3 separate regions of the Mus musculus genome follow, and all the other regions are linked to region 2. A link is a loop called in an ENCODE intact Hi-C map of the cell type or tissue named here. Cell type or tissue: left cerebral cortex. All regions are shown on one strand. Links, peaks and the distances in the headings refer to the core of each region. The heading gives the core; the rest is flanking DNA.

Region 1 (4,000 bases), core at 1-4,000, 240 kb before region 2:
GGACAAATCAGTTGCCTTTTCTGTCCCTTAGATGCCTCACCTGTAAGCTGGAGTCAGTAACAGTGGAGCCTACCCCGAGGAAGAGTTATGAGGGTTAAATAAGTACAGCCGAGACAAGCAAATCAGCCCGGCCTGGCCCGCAATCCCAGATCCCGCTGGCTTGGCTTACCGAGTGTTGGAATTACAGGTGTGCACTGGCACATACACTTTTCCCTATGCACAATCCAGCTTTTCACTTACGTGTAAAGCTCCCGGGAGGGAAGGGTCTGCTCGGGAGGCAGGCAGTGTGATGTTACGCACTTCACACATCCTAGCGCTGGGCTACACTCTCAGTCAGCACATTCACCTCATGATCTTATAAAGAATCTTGCAGTGGGGCTGGGGAGAGCTACATGGAGTAAGTGTTTTCACTGGAGGGGTTGGGGAGCCCTTCAAGTCACTTACAAGCCTCACAGGTGTGGTAGCTGCCTGTAAACCCAGCCCTTGGGAGGCAGAAGATAAGCGATTCCCCATAGCAATGTTGTTAGCTAGGTTATGGGGAATGGGAATGTTCTGGGTTCAGGGAAGCTATGAAAGGCTAAGGAGGAAGACAGCAGACACCAGCTTCAAGCCTGGGCCTGGGGATGTATTGTGAGGTGGCTAGAGTGTTTGCTTACCCAAGTGTGAGGCACTGAAAAGGATCCCATGTCGTTGGAAGGAGAAAACAAACTACCTTTGTACCCTGGAGGCATCTTATAAAAACCCTTGTCACAGTGGCTCCTGGATGAATGATTTATAAATACGAGGTCAGCCGGGCGGAGGTGGCCCACGCCTTTAATCCCAGCACTTGGGAGGCAGAGACAGGCAGATTTCTGAGTTCGAGGCCAGCCTGGTCTACAGCGTGAGTTCCAGTACAGCCAGGGCTGTACAGAGAAACCCTGTCTCGAAAAACCAAAAAAAACCAAACCAAACCAAAAAAACCAAAAAAAAAAAAAAAAAAAAAAACCCCACAAAACCAACCAACCAACCAAAACAAACAAACAAACAAACCGAGGACAAAAGCAATCAGCTCAGTAGAGGCTGCAGGGGACCGAGACAGTTCCAGTCATGACTCTTTCTGCATGGAGTATTCAACCCTGTCGCTCAGGAGACTACCATCCTCATAACGAGGCACTCAGTGAACTTTTGTTGAATGATGATTATCTGGAACTTGGCCCTATCAGGGAAGCTGTGGCTGCTGCCAAGCAGAGGAAACGCTCCTAAGAAGCGGAATGATAGTTTGTGGGGCACAATATGGCTGGCGTGGTTAAATACTTACTTTGTGTACGACAGGGACGACCTCGCACTCATAAACTTTCCGCTTATAGTCTTAAAACAAAACAAAACAAAAAAAGAGATCCTCCTTTAAAATAAAGCCCAGAACAAACCAGATGCTTATGTCGATCGGGATCCAAGTGAGGTGGCTAATTATGACACCCGTTGGGTTCTACTAACAAAAATCACTAGGTGTCCCACCTAGACAGACGGATCACCACCCGCAGCACCTAGCTGCGGTAGCTCTTTCTAGGTGGGATGAAGAAGCTCGCGGGAGAGGGGAGGAGCCAGCACCCTAATCCTGGCTACTCCAACTCCACCCAGGTACGCTTCCTACCCAACAACTCGGGGAGGAAGGGAAGGCTTGCGGCCGGCCCACGGCGCAGGCGCCAACCCGCCCCACGCATGCTCAGTCGGATGACGCTGCCTTTGCATACGGCCGGCGCGGGCGAGCCTCCAGGGTCTCTTCCTACGCTCCCAGTTAGTCCTGGCAGGTAGGAGCGTAGGGGGGAATCAGGTCTGGAAGGTTCTCGGCCACTTACCTCAGCAGCTTGTGCACTTTGACTGACAGCCCCGCCCCTTGGACGAAGCCGTGCGGCCTCGCTCGCCACGACGTAGACGGCGGCGTGCGCGCGCCCGCCTGAGCTGTGGGAGTTTGATGGCGGTGCTGCGCCTGTCCCTGCGGCGGTGAGGGCTAGAGGGCGGTGCTAGCGCGCATGCGTGGAGGGGGCGGAGCCCGGCTGGGCCAGACCGAGCTTTCCGAGAACACTTCCGGGTCGCTGTGGCTGCCCCGCCCCCTTCCCCGCCCCAGTCCCCCGCAGTTTTGGTTTTCTTGCGTTGGTGCTGTCTGCTCCGCCTCTCTAGCGTAGGATGTTCAGCGTTTGCTTTTTATGTGAGAATTGCACGAAAGCATATCCACTTTTCCCTCTTCAAACACCCATGACCCAGGGCTAGTCCGCTCTCCTCCTTCTGCGCAGTCTCTGCCTGGAGCTGCTCAGGAAAGGTACCACTGTGGCTTCGTGCTCAGTGCTCACACTTTGTAAAGGCTCCTTTTCGACAGAACGTGGTTTTTGAAGTGGGAAGGGATGCTAAAGGAGTAGCACACCAGGGTGGCGCGGCACAAGACTGTTAATAATTGCATCCCCCTGCCAACGTTGATTTTCTGTTTTCTCAAAGCACGAACCCTCTTCTTGCGTCCTGCAGGTGGCTGCGGATTAGCGACTTGACTGAGGGTTGGGTCAAGCATTCATTTGGAAGGGATTGTTAGGCCTTCTTTGGTGGAACTTGTTAAGTACGTGAACTTGTAGCCGCAGCCATCTGGGATGGGAACATGGGGTAGTTTATCAGGAGCCTTTAATTCCGAATTATTGATTCAAGCGTGAAGCCGTTTGTTGTGTTCTGGAGGCAGTGGCCTCGGGAAACTGTTCCTTCTCAGTACTGTGTTGGTCCGAGAACTGTGTTAGTAAGTCATATTTTAATTGTACTGTGATAGGGAAATAAATCTGATTGGAAGGTATTTATTTCTAGCATCTTTAAAACGGCTTACCTCTCTTCCGCGGGTATTGTACCGATGGTTCCTCAATGCGTTATCAAACTGGATACGATAAAATATCATACTGGATAGGGTGAATGAAGCACTCTGCTCATACTTAGGTGGCTAGCAAGACCTCACCCCCTATAGGTTAATCAGACACCTATACAAGAACTTACACTGGTGAGCTCATGGAAAGCGACACTATTTTTGCTTAGGATGTGCTGTGAACTGCCCAGTTGAGGCCTACATAATGGAGTTTTTAATTTAAATTTCTTATTACATTTATTTATTTACGAATGTAGTCTGTGCATATGTTACCTGCCTACACAGCAGAATTTTTTTTTGTTTTTTTGTTTTTTGTTTGTTTTTTGTTTTTGTTGTTTTTTGGTTTTTTTGAGACAGGGTTTCTCTGTATAGCCCTGGTTGTCCTGGAACTCACTCTGCAGACCAGGCTGGCCTCGAACTCAGAAATCCACCTGCCTCTGCCTCCAGAGTGCTGGGATTAAAGGCGTGCGCCACCACGCCCGGCTAGCAGAATTTTTTAAATTTAAAATTTTATTACATTTATTTATTTAGTCTATGCTACTTGCCTACATAATGGAGTTTCTTTTAACTTAATTTTTTATTACATTTGTTTGTTTATTTCCATATTTTGTCTGTGCGTTTGCTACCTGGCTGCATGTGTAGTCCAGAGGACAACCTGCAGGAGTCAACTTTTTCCTTCTGCCGTGTGGGTCATCGGCCTTGGGAGCAAGTGCCTTTACCTGTTGAGCCATCTTAGTGACCTAAGTATTCATTGTTTAATTAAAAAAAAAAAAATTAAACAAAAGGGCACTTTCTTTTTCAGGACTTTCCTGGAACGTCATTTGTCATGGATGTTCTACGCCCACAGATTGTAACGTTCGATGGACGGAATTATAGAAAGAATCCCATCCAGGAGAAACAGTACCAACATGAAGAAGACGAGGATTTCTATCCTGGTAATCCTGGGGGGTCTCTTAGGTCCCACAAGAGGGAAAATGTTCTTTGTACTGTAAGGGTAATTCTTTGCTTTGTTGCTGCTCAGTGGGTCTAATAAAGCTGACCTCAGATGAGGTGTTCCTGGCTGCAGTTCGTGTGTCAAGATAGATTTCATCCTGGACAGAGGCCTCAGTGCCACGTAGAGTAACTTTT
Region 2 (6,096 bases), core at 967-4,966:
AACCCTGTCTTGAAAAAACAAAACAAAACAAAACAAAACAAAAAAAAAAAAAAGAGTTGCCTTGGTCACGGTGTCTGCTTACAGCAGTAAAACCCAAACTAAGACACCTACATACTTTCAGTTCACCCCAATAAACTTCTTTAAATCCATTTCCCAAAGTGTCTCCCTGCCTCTCTGTCTAGGACCCGAGCAAGTTTCAAAGCTGCAATTCACTGTGACCAGGTGTGCTCTTGTGTGATCTGAACTGGTCCCCACCCTTTGTGTTGACTGGGAGTGGCTTTGTTGGAGGTCAGAGCTGTTTCTCATCTCTCCTGCTACTTACCACCAAGGTTTGGGTTGCTGTCATTCCCAAGGACCTTGGTTTGGACTTTCCTAGATGCAGAGCCTGAGATAAGAATGGGGTTTCATCCTTGGAGTATGTAGAACAGTAGCATTTTCAGGAAACAAGGACAGAGGAGGTGTTGAAACAGGAAAGAAAAAACCCAAATGACAGGGTGTGATTGAGGTTATTGTGCCTCATACCAGAAGCACCCGTGATGCCCCATCACGAGGCTAAGCTTTCCACACTGCCTCTGCTCTCCTGGACTCAGTGTCCAACCTGGTCCAGGCTATCCAAGTGTCCCCAGATTTGGAGAAAAGTTCTGAGACGGTGTGGTGGTTTGAATGAGAATTGTCCCCAGAGGCTCATGTATTTGAATACTTGGTCTCCAGTTGGTGGAAACATTTGGGAAGGATTAGGGGGTGTGGTCTTGCTGGAGGAGGTGTGTCACTGGGGATGGGATTTAAGGTTTAAAAAGCCCACGTCATTCCCAGTTAGTTCGCTGGGCTTTTGCTTGTCAGTTACACGTGAACTCTCAGCTACTGCTTCAGCACCATGCTTGCCTGCCTGCTGCCATGCTCCCCGCCACGAAGGTCGCAGACTATAACCCTCTGGTACTTGTCAATGGAGATGAAGCTCCAAAACCAGGAAGCCCTTGGGACTGGAGAGACCACAGTGTGTTGTCCAAAGCATTCTTTACAGGAGGCCACCAAACCTCTTGGGCCTAAGCAGTGTGACCAGACAATCAGAGGCCCTGGGCCTGTTGCTGGCTGCTGCTTTCTGCCACTGCTTTAAGGACCATCACAGACTTCTCGGCTTTACAAGCCACACAAGCTAGAGTCTTACAGTTCTAGAAGCCAGATGTCCCCAGGAGTCTCTCTGGATGGAAGTAGAGGTGCCCCAGGGCTTCCATCAGGGGAAGAAGTGTTTCCTTACCTCTCTCAGTTTCTATGCCCTCCACACCCTCCGCCCCACCCCAAACACACCACTCTGGTTCCCAGCCTCTTCCTCCATCTCTAAAGCCAGGACTTTATATCCTCTGATAACAGTGGGAAAACACTCCAGGAAGGTCTGTCTGTCCTAGGCCCTTCCGTTCTCTCTGTCTCACTGACACGTTGGTCATCAGCTCTGACTCACACATGGTCTGTAAGTCATCTCTTCTCACCCAGCAGTCACACTGTTCCCATCTGCTTCATCTCTCAATGGCTTCCCGATTTCAAAATCCAGCCGGTCCAGCCATCCCACCCCAAATTCCAGTATTCGCTGAATGGTTGGTCTCAGTAGCTAAGAAATATGTCCTTAGGTTCAAGCTGCAATAATGCCAAAAAAAAAAAAAAAGAGCTACAAACAAAAAAGCCATATACCTACCACTACCACCAACAATAACAAACAAACAATAAAGCAAGGGTGCTGGCTGGTTTTGTGTGTCAGCTCGACACAAGCTACAGTCATCAGAGAGGAAGGAGCCTCAGTTGAGGAAATGTCTCTCTGATAGGCCCATGAGGGGCCCAGCCTGTAGTGGGTGGTGCCACCCCTGGGCTGGTGGTCCTGGTTCTATAAGAAATCAGGCTGAGCAAACCATGGGGAACAAGCCAGTAAGCAGCTTTTCAGTCATGGTGTTTTGTTGCAGCAAGAGAAACTCTAAATAAGACACCAAGCAACCCCAAGCCAAAAACTAGTTCCACTGTACCCCATAAATATGAACAATTCTTAAGTCTCAATGTAACACGGCCCAAGCTGGGTGTAGCTGCACACACCTGTCAGCCTGGCACCCAAGCAGAGGCAGAAGGAGGTGCCGTGGTTTGAGGCCAGCCTCCTAGGCTACAGAGTGAGGCCGAAAATGTCTGTCTCACAGTGTCCCCCCACCTCCAAAAAAAAAAAAAAAAAAAAAAATCAAGTCGACAGCAAACCTGAGCCCAGAAACCAATTCAATTTTAGTGCATGGTGGTACAGGTGAGTTGGCTTCTTATGGAGGGACGTGGGGGTGGGCAGAGAGTCGTGGGATTGTGGGAGGGTCTGTTTTCCAACCAAACTGGCCTCCTTCCCTTCTAGAGCCTTCTTCGCCTGCAGGCCTTCTACCCAGCTCTCCTCCCCTGGCAATGTTCTAAACCCATATACCTTCTCTGCTCAGCCTTAAGCTGCGTGAGGGGAATCAGGGCTGTGTCCATTCCCAAAGCTGCTATGGAAGCTAAAGAGGGTGCTCACCTTGGCTGGGTATGAATCCTCCCTCTCCGGGGCGCGGTGATGATTAACTCAGTGACTCTTCTGCCCTCTGGCGGTCAGCTTCAGAACAGCAAGTGCCATGTGTTCACTTTCTCGCTATGCTAAAAGTGTCCACTAGAGAGTAGCAGTGTCCTCAACCCTCTGCCACCGGATAGGTGGCAGTCCAACCCTACCTTTTTATGTAATTTTGACACTGTCTCAGGTAGCCCAAGCTAGTCTCCAACTCTACATAGCTAAGACTAGCTTTGAACTTCGGATTCTGCTGTCTCCATCTCCTGAGTGTTGCGATTATAGGCATATAGCATAGTTATGCTGAACTCTAACCTAGTTTTAAATGTGCATGCATGTATGTACATACTTTGTGCTCTTTTTAATTTTTTAAATGGGTCTCTTGTATCTCAAGCTGGTCTCAAATCTGATATGGCATCAGGGATGGCCTCTAACTCCTGATTGTCTTGCCTCTCCTTCCCAAAGGCTGTGATAACAGTTGTGCCCCGCCGCGTTCACCCTTGGCTTTACAATATTAATAATCTCAAGTTTGTCTGCTGCTCTTGGTTTTGAGCGAAAATACTGCTCCCTGGACCAAAAGCAAGTTCATCTCTTACCCTAATTAGTACACCAACCTGCCCTGGGTCTTCCCCTACCTGGCGAGCAGCCAAAGTGCTTCAGTTGTGACTCCCAAATCATTGGGAAAATCCCAAGGGAAAGTCAGAGGCATACATCATTCATAAGCAGAGCCCCGAGTTCTAACCTCAGCATCACAAACCAGTAATAGTAAAAACCAATTGTAGGAGCACTAAACCGGGGGCTGGAGAGATGGCTCAATGGGTAAGAGCACAGGCAGCTCTTCCAGAGGTCCTGAGTTCAATTCCCAGCAACCGCATGGTGGCTCAACCATATGTAATGGGATCTGATGCCTTCTGGTGTGTCTGAAGACAGCTATAGTGTACTCATACACATAAAATAAATAAATAAGTCTTTTTTAAAAAAAAAGGAGTAAAAGACCAATAGAAATAAGCCAATGTGAAGACAGAGCATTAGAGACAATGGCATAGGCTCAGGCTCAGCTTCAAGAGCATCTCTGATGCACACGCACCATTTACTTTGTACTCGTGAGCGTGCACACCGTGACACTCTTGTGAGCATCAGTGTTGGACTGTAGGTGTGAAGTTATGAAAAACACCAAGGAAACAGAGTCGCTGTCACAAGTGTCCTCGGGGCCCAAGAGATGAAAGCTGTCCTAGGTCCCACTGTATGTAGGAATCTGGCTAGAATATTGTCACCAGCTGTTAGACACAGCCACCAACCCAGCCAAATCATCGCCATCCTCCTGAGGCCAGCTGTGTCCCTTGCAGGCCATCCTAGTTGGCCTTGTTGACTCCCTCGTGGAGAGAGGAACAGAGTAGCCAGTCGTGTGCTGTTGTGTCCTGATTGCACTGGCCTTAGGACGGGCAGAACTAAGGCAGAGACTCCATCTACAAAGCCGAGAGGGAGTGGCCTCTTTAAGGTTACCCAGGCCCCTGCCCAGGACCCATAGCTCAGCAAGTATGCAGAGTGAGCACAATAGCTCCCCCCAGTGGATCCTTGTGGGATCTACCCCTTTGTCCTTAGGATTGTAGGAGGAGGTTAGGCACCATCTGCATCTTCCCCAGAGTAGAAATGTTCCATCGCCAGCCCTGGTAAGGGTCACAACCTTGCTTCCTGCTCAGTCCCATGAGTTTGTCCCACAGTGGTTTCTATGCCAAGTGTCATGAAGAAAAGGCTTTTTGTCGGTTCTGTGGGCCCTTGAGCAGAGGGCCTCACTGTAAAATCATGAACACGGTAAGACCCACAGCTGGGTTGTTGATCAGTTAGTTGTTGGAGATCAGGTTGTTTATGCGTTTTTATTGTCGCTTTACTATGTAACCCACAGCGGCCTGGTGCTCCCAATGTAGCCTAGTCCATTTAGAACTTGAGGCAATCCTCCTGCCTCTACTTCCTGAGTGCTGGGATTACAGGCATGCATTGACATACCAACTCAGCTTTGGGCTTTTGCTTGCTGTTTGGTTTTTAGGTTTTAAAAAAACTACCTTTTAAAAATTATTTTATTTGTATGTTTGTGTGCGCATGCATGTGTGCTCCTGTGTGCTGTATGAGTTTATACACACCATGTGTATGCAGGAGACTACAGGAGACAGAAGGCTGCAACAGATCCCCCGGAACTGGAGTTATAGGCAAAGTTGTGAGTTGCTACGTGAGTATAAGAAACTGGTCAAGGGGCCCCTGCAAGAATGTGTTCTTAAATGCTGCTCCGTCTCTCTAGCTCCATAAATACCACCCTTATTGGAGGCTTAGGTTGGCTTCTGGTTCTCTATGTCTGGCTTTGAATTACTGATCCTCCTGTCTCCACCTCTTGAGCATTGAGATCACAGACAATCACTGGCATGCGTGGTGGCGCATGCCTTTAATCCCAGCACTCAGGAGGCAGAGGCAGGTGGATTTCTGAGTTCAAGGCCAGCCAGGGCTACACAGAGAAACCCTGTCTCGAAAAAAAAGAAAGAAAGAAAGCAATGCACAAAAGTGGGCAGAGAATTTGGTCTCTGAGCCTGAGGGCTTGAGTGCCATCCTGGAGCCCATATGTGGTAGAAAACTAGCTCCCAATTCTCTCTGCAAGTTAACTTCTGACAAACACACACACACACACATAAACATACACACACACACAAACATACACACACATACACAAACCTACACACACACACAAAACACATACACACACAAACACATACACAAACATATACACATACATACACAAAGATACACACAAACACATACACAAATGTATACAAACATACACATAAACACACACACACATAAAAACACACACACAAAGCCAGGCGAGGTGGCGCACGCCTTTAATCCCAGCAGTCGGGAGGCAGAGGCAGGTGGATTTCTGAGTTCGAGGCCAGCCTGGTCTACAGAGTGAGCTTGAAAAACCAAAAAAAAAAAAAAAAAAAAAAACCACACACACGATACAAACAGCACCAGGTCCATCCACAACATTGGACTGTAAAATATGGATTTTTTTAACCTTTCTGAGAAAAGAAAAACAAGCAAATAAACAAACAAACAAGCAAAAAACATGTTTAAAGGATTTCAGACTGCCATTGGCTCCAGGTAACCAGAACAATGGAGAATGGAGCCATGAGTAAGGGATGTGGTGCCTCCAAGATTGATTGGTTACTTTTCTGCTTCTGTGACAAAATGCCATGAGCAAGGATGACAAAGCAGTGTCATGGGGAACGGAACCACCAGGCCCCAGAACTCTGCCTTCATCCTGGCTTCATCCACCTTGAACTTTGAAGTGTGTGGTTTTCTCCTAAGAAAATAAGGGAGCGAGTTAATTTTCTTCTTGTCTGTGGGTGAGTGAGTTATGGTTGTAGACTGTTGTTCTGGTCCAGCAGTTTCACAATGCAGTGACCTCATCTGCATGAACTCAGATGCTGTGGTCTCAGAGAAGGCACAGAAGATTAATTAGAGGGTCACTTGGAACAATCGCTACCACTTTGTCTTGT
Region 3 (4,000 bases), core at 1-4,000, 54 kb before region 2:
GTAGCCTGCTGGGCGACCCGCCATACAAAAGCATAACAGGGCTGAGACTGTGGCTCAGAAGTTCATGGCTACCTACCCTTAGCTACACAAGACACAGTATGCTGTGCTGGGCAAGCTTATTGGTCTTGTATTTCCAGAATCTCTAGGTTATACAAAGACATCAAAGGGGGTTGGCAATCATGGCTTAGTGGCAGAGCACGTGCCTAGCATCTGGAACTTGGTAAGCATTCATTATGAAGAAGATGGGAGGGAGAGGAGTAAGGGGAGAGGGGGAACCTTGAGTAGAGCAGGGGCAGCGGGGGTAGGGTGGGGTGGTGGCGTGGTCTAGCATGTCTTTTCGCTCCTGAGGCTAGCACCTTTGGCAAGGTTTTCCTTATGGCCATAAATCTGTAATCCCAGCTATTCAGCTGGCAGAGGCAAGAGGATTGCAAGTTCAAGACCTGCCAGGGCAACTTAGTTTGACTGTGTCTCAAAACAACAACAACAACAACAAAGAATGAAGCCCGGTATCACAGTGAATACCTAGCATCTGGAGCCCCAAGCTCGATCCCAGGCACACAGTCAGGTTTGGGAGTTGGGCTCCTCTGATGACAAGCTTTCCCATCTTCCCTTCCCCACCTCTTCCAGTGGCTTTATATTTTGAAGTCATTAACCCAGCCTCCTCTCCCTCACAGAAATGCAGGGTTCCCAAGCACTGCCAGGAAGAAGGAAGACTGAATACTGGTATGGCGTGAGCAGACTGGCAGCTCTGTCACCCATCCCTGGTTGGATGTCCCCTCTGCAGCCTTGAGAGGCCCAAGGCCAGGTGACTATCCAGGAGAGGGAGGAATGCGTGAGGACCCCAAAGCCAGGAGTTCACAGGGCCAAGAAAGGCGAAGAGGGCCCCGGAATGGGACTCACTGGGCAGAGACTGTGGCAGAGCTTGCCCTGCAGGACGCCCTGTGTAAGAAGTGGGCTATAACATGGTTGAAACTTCATGCTACTTCTCTTCCAGGGTTGGCAAGCACATGCTGGTCCTGAGATCCTTGCCTGGCTGGAAATCCCTGCTGCCTCTTCCCTTGATGGCCTTCCCAGCATCCTCTACTCCATGGCTCTCAACTCCCCAGCCCCACTGCCAAGGTGCCACTAAAGGCCAGCCTGCTAACATGTCCTTGTCAGTGCTGAAAGATGCCAGGACCTCATGCCCAACCCAGCTCTGCCTGGGCACAGCCTGCTGGGTACAAACACCAGGAGCAGTAAAAGAAGATGTCGGCCGGGCTGAGGTTCTCCATGGACACTTCTATTTGGTGAGGGCCACTGTGCGTCTGGCCCTAGCGATGTTGGGAGCCACAAGAGGGAGCAGCATCCAGCCTTGCCGTCTGGGAGGTGGCAGTGGGTATAAGCTGGGAAACATTCTCATAAGCCACTCATAGTAATCAGCCGCACAGTTCTCAAGAGGATCATCCTCCTGCCTCATATTTCTCTCTGGCCTTTGTGTCTCAGTCCTCTCGTTCTGCAATATCCTTTTTTCCCTTAAAAACACCCTGGGGGAGTCCTCAGTCACCTTCTGTGAGAGGGTGGCCCTTGCTACATTTCAACCTGGGGACTGCATGGTGTGCCCCTCCCTCTTCCTCTCCTGCGCTCTGGCCGTTCTCTACTAAAGCTTCCTCTGGGATTCCCTGGGGGTGCGCTCTTCCCTCACTCTTCTTAGGCGATGGTGGCCTCCTTTTCACGCATCTCACTCCTCTCTTCTGGTCCATCAGCACAGCTGAGTCTTCTGGTTCGCATTCCGTCCACATTCCTCTCCCAAACTCTCCCCGTCTCCAACACACGGGGGCGCCTACGAGCACCTTAACTCAGATACGCGAACGCGGTCCTGATGTCGAGAGCGTCTTAGACACCCAGCCCAGTACTCCGGGTGACTCTAGCTGCTGAAAACCCTTCGTGCACAACTCAGAGCAGAACACAAGCCCTCCAAGGCCCTGGGGATGGGAGCCACACCTCATTCCCAGCCTTTATGGGCACCATCTGACCCCAGCCCTTCCCACTATTCCCCACCCGGGGGCGCATCCTTTCTGGTCTCAGCACTGGAGTTCGTTCTATTTAACATGTGCCCAAGACCATTCTTCTTCTTTCAATAGAGCCCAGAGAAGCCAAAAAAATCCCTATTCCTCCTGTGCTGACTTAGCATCCAGAGCTCCAAGTCCTTCCCTGAGCCCCTCCATCACTTTCTCTTTTTCATATGCTTATTTTCCTGGATGCAAACGTTCTTTTCCACTGGGTCAATGATTTTGTGTAACAGGTGAGACTGGATAGAGAGACAGGAAAGTCAAGGGGATGTGAGAAGTGGAAAAGGCCCCTCCCCCACGCGATCTAATTTAGGTTCTTCATTCACCCAACTGATAAAATCAGTACAGATTGCTCCAGGGGCAAGACCCATTTTTCTAAGATATCTCAAAGGTGTTATAAACAACAAATGAGCCATGCTTGCTAAAGAACACGGCTGTAGACCTTTGTAACTTATCCACACTCCTGACCACCACAGAACACCTTACAATTCATTTCATTAAACAAATTAAAATTGTTTAAAATTAAAAAAAAAAAAGCCAAGCAGACTGGAGAGATGGCTCTATAGTTAAGAGCACTGACTGTTCTTCCAGCAGTCCTGAGTTCAATTCTCAGCAACCACATGGTAGCTCACAACCATCTGTAATGGGGTCTGATAACCTCTTTTGGTGTGTCTGAAGAGAGCAACAGTGTACTCACATTAAATAAACAAACAAACAAATAAATAAGTAAATCTTAAAAAAAAAAAGCCAGGCATGGTGGCACATATTTTTAATCCCAGCATTCAGGAAGCAGAGAAACAGGTGGATCTCTGAGTTCATGGTCAGCCTGATCTACTGAGCTAATGCCAGAATAGTCAGGACTACACAGAGAAACCCTGTTTCAAAAAGCCAAGAAAGAAAGAAAAAGAGAGAGAGAGAGAGAGAGAGAGAGAGAGAGAGAGAGAGAGAGAGAGAAGAAGAAGAAGAAGAAGAAGAAGAAGAAGAAGAAGAAGAAGAAGAAGAAGAAGAAGAGAGGAAGGAAGGAAGGAAGGAAGGAAAAGAAAATTACATCCTTTGGATACTATAGCATAAAGTCATGAAATCATATGTTTCTGATAAGACACTGAACCTAGTCTCTCTCTCTCTGACTGTCCTTGCTTAGACTCCCGTGTGTGCTCCCGTGGTTTCTCTCATAATAAGCCTAGTTCTGTTCCACACAGACCTATTCTGAAACGATTTTTCTGGGGTGCAATCAACATCCCAGTTTTAACCTAGTGGATGTTGCTGAAGTGGTGACCTTGAATAAAGGATGTATGAACGGATGGACAGACGGACAGATAGATGGATGGATGGATGGATGGATGGATGCCCTTCCCAGAATACCTAACCCAGAGCAAGATGCTTAGGCATTCTAGGTTGCTAGGCAGTGTCAGGGGAGAGGAGAATATTCACTGGTGCATGAGTGAGCCATCAGGGAGAGACGCCCTGGGCACCTGCAGTGGGCGTGGGCTAGGATGCGGGATAGATGGACTACGGGCAAAATGAATTCTCAATTCTTGGGGACTTTCAGCTCAAGCTCCTAACAGCTGTGTGCTCAGGAGGGGGAGGCGTGGGAAAGCCCCCAGGCAACTGGTGGTTCAGAGAGGGAGGGAGGAAGCCGAGGTGGATGAGCCTTGCCAAGCAGGGCACCAGCTCCCCTTCCCTCCTCCCTGCCCAGGGGTCTTTCCTCAGCACAGGCCTCTCCCCCTGACTTGGCAAACTGCCTCACTGGAGAATTGGTTTCACGTTTGGATAGCCTCCAGCTGGGCTCTTCCACTGAGGCCCCTGAGGGATTGCAGTCCAGCCCCGCCTCCGTCCTTCTGGAGGGGTCCCTGCAAGGACGGGAGGGAAGCTCCGATAAGGGGCGGGGCCTTGCCAGGCATTGCATCAGGCACCAAGCCTCCACTCCCCTCTCGCTGGGACCCAGAGCATAG

Evidence for each region. A loop is a pair of places that touch in the nucleus more often than their neighbours do. Peaks named below come from ENCODE experiments on the same cell type or tissue, not always from the same donor. Only the 100,000 strongest peaks of a DNase experiment are listed, where the experiment ranks them.
Region 1: it touches region 2 in a loop (6-fold over the local background); 9 of 42 quality-filtered maps call a loop at or near these places.
Region 3: it touches region 2 in a loop (4-fold over the local background); 19 of 42 quality-filtered maps call a loop at or near these places.

What each region holds. Positions count from the first base shown.
Region 1 is chr10:60,001,121-60,005,120 of GRCm38, forward strand. Anapc16 (anaphase promoting complex subunit 16) reads right to left here and starts at 2,015. Exons shown (of 4, transcript NM_025514.3): 1 at 1,836-2,015. It overlaps Ascc1 (activating signal cointegrator 1 complex subunit 1), which reads left to right and starts at 1,685. Exons shown (of 11, transcript NM_026937.3): 1 at 1,685-1,787; 2 at 3,675-3,807. The coding sequence starts at 3,699. In left cerebral cortex, for the core only: a CTCF peak has its summit at 2,477 (motif pointing right); DNase peaks (open chromatin) are centred at 1,289, 1,720, 1,954 and 2,529; H3K4me3 peaks cover 2,134 bases; H3K27ac peaks cover 2,270 bases.
Region 2 is chr10:60,242,643-60,248,738 of GRCm38, forward strand. No RefSeq gene overlaps it. Among named protein-coding and RNA genes, the nearest start is that of Chst3, 26 kb to the left of the region's middle. In left cerebral cortex, for the core only: CTCF peaks have their summits at 2,629 (motif pointing left), 2,836 and 4,105 (motif pointing left); DNase peaks (open chromatin) are centred at 2,612 and 4,130.
Region 3 is chr10:60,190,066-60,194,065 of GRCm38, forward strand. All of the region lies in intron 2 of Chst3 (carbohydrate sulfotransferase 3), which reads right to left. Among named protein-coding and RNA genes, the nearest start is that of Chst3, 27 kb to the right of the region's middle. In left cerebral cortex, for the core only: a CTCF peak has its summit at 1,884; DNase peaks (open chromatin) are centred at 1,830 and 3,870; H3K4me3 peaks cover 354 bases; H3K27ac peaks cover 196 bases.